Linked DNA regions of Homo sapiens: region 1 is linked to region 2. Evidence: read pairs that join two places in POLR2A ChIA-PET (ENCODE). Cell type or tissue: PC-9. All regions are shown on one strand. Links, peaks and the distances in the headings refer to the core of each region. The heading gives the core; the rest is flanking DNA.

Evidence for each region. Peaks named below come from ENCODE experiments on the same cell type or tissue, not always from the same donor. Only the 100,000 strongest peaks of a DNase experiment are listed, where the experiment ranks them.
Region 1: POLR2A ChIA-PET joins it to region 2 with 6 read pairs; 2 of 35 experiments call an interaction of 5 or more read pairs at or near these places.

What each region holds. Positions count from the first base shown.
Region 1 is chr12:76,182,537-76,185,456 of GRCh38, forward strand. No RefSeq gene overlaps it. Among named protein-coding and RNA genes, the nearest start is that of LNCOG, 76 kb to the right of the region's middle. In PC-9, for the core only: no CTCF peak of the experiment used is centred there; a DNase peak (open chromatin) is centred at 1,135; H3K4me3 peaks cover 314 bases; H3K27ac peaks cover 1,818 bases.
Region 2 is chr12:76,104,080-76,106,999 of GRCh38, forward strand. No RefSeq gene overlaps it. Among named protein-coding and RNA genes, the nearest start is that of NAP1L1, 21 kb to the left of the region's middle. In PC-9, for the core only: no CTCF peak of the experiment used is centred there; a DNase peak (open chromatin) is centred at 1,672.

The DNA of each region.
Region 1 (2,920 bases), core at 191-2,690, 78 kb after region 2:
GCGTGAGCCACCGCGCCCAGCCTAAAGGAATTTTCTAAAGACATTTTTATTACTAAAGATATCTTTTATTACTAAAGATATCAGTACCAGAAAGAGAGCTACTCCTAGACAACTTTTCTCACCTGAGAGACGCTTATCTGCACCACACGACAACCTTTATTCACCATACATTTCCTCTCCTCTTCCCATAATTTGTCTCCACCCATCTTCCCACCCAGAAATTCTAACCCCTATTCCTCTCTGTAGCTCCTGATAATATATGAGTTTCAATCATCTGACCCCTTCCTTGAGTCTTATATTTTTGTGGGTCTCCTGTGTGTGCAGACACAATTCAATTTTTTTTCGCCTGTTATTCTGTCTTATTTCAGTTAAATTCTTGGACCAGTCACAGATTCCAGAAAGGTAGAAGAAAGCATTTTTCCTTCCTTGCACCACCCAAAGGAGAGCATGATCAGCCCAGGTCAAGGGAAGAGCAAGAAACTCTGAAGAACCCATGAAATCTCCCATGAGAAAAGAATCAACTGCTACCCTCTCTTGTTCTCATCCAAGGTTTCCCACTTCAACCATTACCAAGTTCAGCCAAGTAACAGTGTCATATTTTCTTCCTTTTCCTCCCTCTCCCTATTTTGACCCCAGCCAGAGAGAAATCACAGGTGGCACAGGTGAGCTGGGAGAAAAGAGAGAACGGAAGGATCACAAACTCCTTCCACATGCAGGCTTTCGACACAAGCCCAGGCTGGAGAAGAGGTGATGGTTTAGCCCTGATCTCACGTTTGGATTTTTTATTATTATGTGAGACCAACTATATTAACTTTCTAAAATAGGATTGTTTTACAACTAAAAGTGACTAACACTGAGAGTGGCCCAAGACTCTCCATGAACAAGAAAAGTTTGTCTCCACTGATAAGAGTTTAAAATGATGGAGCAAGACAAATATAGTGTTTGGATCACATTCTATGGGTCATGCTTGTACAACATATGGTTACATAAGCACAGAGCAGCAGGGACTTCCCACCGCTTCCCTAAGAGAAGCCCTGTACTGATTCTGTCAGCTGCATTCTCAGCCTTGGCTCCTGGGATAAAAATGTCTATTGGATGAGGATCTGAAACATCAGATTCTGAAACTTTTTGTCTGGGAAAGTGCCAGGTGACTCAGAGCTGCGTAATGTAACGAAATGAGTCAGATCATCTCTCAATGTGCTCTAAATGAATCTGCTGTCTTTAAAATGGTGGCAGCCTTTCTCCATGGTCCTGGTTGGAAATAAGTACGTTCATTTATTCATTCATGTTTGAGCAGCTATCAGGTACTGAAGATTAAAAAAACAATGAAACACAGGCATAAGCTGCAATGATACAATCTGCTTTGTGCTCTTCTTTTAGTGCAGAGGAGGAAATGACTCTAACAGAGATGGTAATTAAAATGAGGCTTGATCAGGAACTGCTAAAATTGGTAGATCTCAACCTCACTGGTGTGTTTGGAATCACCTGAGGTTCCTTGAAAATACCATCTTTTACCCTTGAGAGATTCTGATTCATTGGTTTGGGCTTCTGTTTGGGCATCAAAATTTATTTAAAAAATTCCCCAGATAATTCTAATGTGCAGTCAAGATTGTGAACCCTTGCCTACATAAACATAACAAATCTAAGTACCAAGGTGCCAAGATGATAATAGGTGTATTAACATTTTATTTTTATATGAATTAGACATTTTCAGCTTATGAAATGAAAGCCAGGGATAAATATTTTAATGTGTGCATGAGCCTTTGACAATCTTTTGTATTCCTCTTCAGATATCTAATTTATTAATAAAAGAAACACTAGCACATGTTACCACCTATCAGAGAGCACATTTTTTCCAATGATCTTTATAGATTATCATTTTTCACTTTTCTGTAAAATCTGTTTTTACTAATAGACTCTGGTCTTGAACTAGTCTATAAAAACAAAGTTCATACATTAAAATGTTGAGTAGAATATTAATAAGACATATCTATTAGTTCATAAGAAACAATCTTTTAATTTTTCTTGGAGGTTTCAGTATCTCTGATGCAATAGTAGAGGCTGCCTTAAAAACTAAAATAATATTCATTTCTGCTGGATCTTTGAGTAAAATATAAAAGAAAAAAAGAAAAAAGAAAATCAAATAATAATATACAAGATGCCAAAACTTCAAATTAATTCGCCAGCTTGCTCCTGGGTGTCAGTTATAGAAAGAAAAGATGAAAAAAATTCCAAGATTTTATACAAATTTACTATATGTTTTTGTTTTAAAAATCATATTAGAACTAAAGGTGAAAATTAGTCAGTTGTAACTTCCGGGTCCATCACTAGCCATGTAATTTGTTTTATACTCTGAAGGCAAATGTCCAGTGTGAAATAATACCAGGTACTTACCTCAGGTAACTTCAATTGTTTAAAAACACCCACACCCACACGCACCAATGTCCATGTGGTAGCCACATGTGGGAGTGATTCTTGCCTATTCCATCAGTAACATTTAGAAGGGGTAGAAAATTGATGTTTTTTCCTTTTTATATCATTACGTACATTGTCTTCAAAGTATTTTTTAAGTTCTCTAAATCAATTTTTTCTACCCATCTCTCTCTTTAAAGTGGTCTTTTCTTTCTGATTTTTTGTTTCCCAGTCTCCCTTCCCTCTCCTCCCCTCCCCTCTGCCCCCTTCCTTTTCTCTCTCTCTCTCTCTCTCTTCTTTCTTTCTTTCTTTTGAGACGAGAGTCTCACTCTGTCACCCAGGCTGGAGTGCAGTAGCACCATCTCAGCTCACTGCAACCTCTGCCTCCTGGGTTCAAGCGATTCTCATGCCTCAGCCTCCCGAGTAGCTGGGACCACAGGCGTGCACTACCACGCCTGGCTAATTTTTGTATTTTTAGTAGAGATGGGGTTTCACCATGTTGGCCATG
Region 2 (2,920 bases), core at 208-2,707:
GGCACTGTTCCAAATGTTACATATATGCCTCACTTAAGTTTTACAACCCCTTGAGGTAGCTGCTGTTGTTATCATTCCCATTTTAGAGATGAGGAAGCTGAGGTTAAATTGCTTGCCCAAGGTTGCACAGCTACTAAATACTAGCTCAAGATATCTAAAAGTGGCTCATATGTGGGAAGCACTATTATCATTATTTTCTCTAGCGGAAAGACTGTAGAGTATGGTGAACAGTATGCAGGGCTTTGGAATTAGATATAACAGGGTTTAAATACCTATTATCCCCAGACCAGCCAAATCGTTTGAAACAAGTTAATTCATCACTGTGAACTTTACTTTCCTCATCTGCATTTTGAAAATAATAATGACTCCCTCATGAAACTATTGTATAGATTTAATAAGACAATCTATAAAATACTTCATAGACAGTCTGTTAACATAGCACTATTTATTGATTGATTGATTGAAACATGTTCTTGCTGTGTTGCCCAGGCTGGTCTTGAATTCCTGGGCTCAGGTGATGCTCCCACCTCAGGCTCCCAGAGTGTTGGGACTACAGGATTATAGGTGTAAGCCATCATGCCCGGCCTTTTTTTTTTTTTCTTTTGCAGTGATACTGTCACAGCTTACTGCAGCCCTTGACTTCCCAGGCTCGAGTGACCCTCCTACCTCAGCCTCCCAAGTAGCTGGGACTACAGGCAAGCACCACCACATCTGGTAATTTTTTTTCTTTTAGTAGAGATGAGATTTCACTATGCTGCACAGGCTGGTCTGGAACTTCTGAGTTCAAACGATCCTCCCGCCTCCTCCCACAGTGCTAGGATTACAGGTGTAAGCCACTGTCCAAGCCTCTCTGGTTTCTTATAACAAAAGTTGTCCTAAGAAACAATCAGACCTATTGAGGAGTTGCTGACAAATGTCTTGCTGGTCATTACTCCCAAACTTGAAGAGTTGTACTCTGTAGGTAGTTTGCAACTTTTTTTTTTTTTTCCTGAGACAGTTTCGCTCCCGTTGCCCAGGCTGGAGTACAGTGGCACGAACTCAGCTCACTGTAACCTCTGCCTCCCGGGTTCAGGCGATTCTCCTGCCTCAGCCTCTTGAGTAGCTGGGTCTACAGGTATGCGCCACCATGCCTGGCTAATTTTGTATTTTTAGTAGAGATGGGGTTTCACCATGTTGGCCACGTTGGTCTGAAACTCCTGACCTCAGGTGATCTGCCCACCTCAGCCTCCCAAATTGCTGGGATTATAGGCGTGAGCTACCACACACACCCGGCCTTTCTTTTTTTTTTTTTTTTGAGATGGAGTTTTGCTCTTGTTGCCCAGGCTGGAGTGCAATGGAGCAATCTCAGCTCACTGCAACCCCCATCTCCAGGGTTCAAGCGATTCTCCTGCCTCAGCCTCCCAAATAGCTGGGATTACAGGCACGCACCACCACGCCCAGCTAATTTTGTGTTTTTAGTAGAGACAGGGTTTCACCATGTTGGTCAGGCTGGTCTCAAACTCCTAACTTCAGGAGATTCACCCACCTCAGCTTCCCAAAGTGCTGGGACTACAGGCGTGAGCCACTGTGTCTAGCCAAGTTTGCAACATTTTAACAGAGCCCTTAAGCAGATCTAAAAGGTATCTCAATTTATTCACCACCTTGGGAGGTGCATTTTCTTTACTTGACTCATCTGGCAGTCCATCAAGATGACATAGTTTTCTGCTGCTCTTTCTTGTTAGGTGGCACTTGGAACCTCAATCAAGTACTTATTTAAGCTTTTTTTTTTTTTTTCTGAGATGGAGTCTTTTTTTTAATTATTTTTATTTTTTTGAGATGGAGTCTCTCACTCTCACCCAGGCTGGAGTACAGTGGCCTGATCTCAGCTCACTGCAAGCTCCACCTCCTGGGTTCACGCCATTCTCCTGCCTCAGCCTCGTGAGTAGCTGGGACTACAGGCACCCGCCACCATGCTTGGCTAATTTTTTGTATTTTTAGTAGAGATGAGGTTTCACCATGTTAGCCAGGATGGTCTTGATCTCCTGACCTTGTAAACCGCCTGCCTTGGCCTCCCAAAGGGCTGGGATTACAAGCATGAGCCACCGCACCCGGCCTGTTTAAGTTTTGATAAAAGAGTTTGACTATATCCCCAAGCACTCTTGCTGTCTGTACTTCTGATTAATTGAATGAAAATACTGTTTGGATAAAAAGTCTGGATGTTTTTCTTTCCTAGTAGAACTAATTTGCTCCCTACTACCTGGTATCTAAAACATACTCTCCCCTTAGCTATCAACATAACATTTCTCCATTTCCCATACTGACCTGAAACATTTAGTTAAGAATTGACTGAGAGATGCCACTTGCATAATGCTTACTTAAGGTCTTGAGATTGGGAAAAAACTGATTTATCATTATGGTTATTATTGATTCTTTCAAATCCCTCTAGTTTTGCTTCAATATTGCTGGTGAATAATACTTGAGCATTTACTTATTGTTAGGAGGATAACACAAATTATCTCATTAATTTGAACATTTATGATTAGGGATTAGTGTCACAGTTGACAGACATGGAAACAGGCTCAGAGGGAGTAAGTAAATTGCCAAGATTACACAGCTTCTAAATGGTGCAGCCAGGATGCAAACCCAGATCTTTCTGACTCAAAGCTTAAGCAATTAACACTAAATGGTCTTCGTTAGCTGCTATCAATGCACCTGGGCCATATAATTTGTTATCTGCGACAACATTCTTATTAGTTAAATGTAATATAAACTTTTACAGAGGGTCATAAAATAATTCATTTGAATAGCCATTTGGTTGTCCTGTGAAACCACAGATGTGGTCATTTCTGTTACTCAATGTCTTTGAGTTTAGTTCAAGAAAAACTGTCTCTACGTGCATGCTTTTTTAGTTAGAAGAAAAGTTACATAGACCAATATGGTT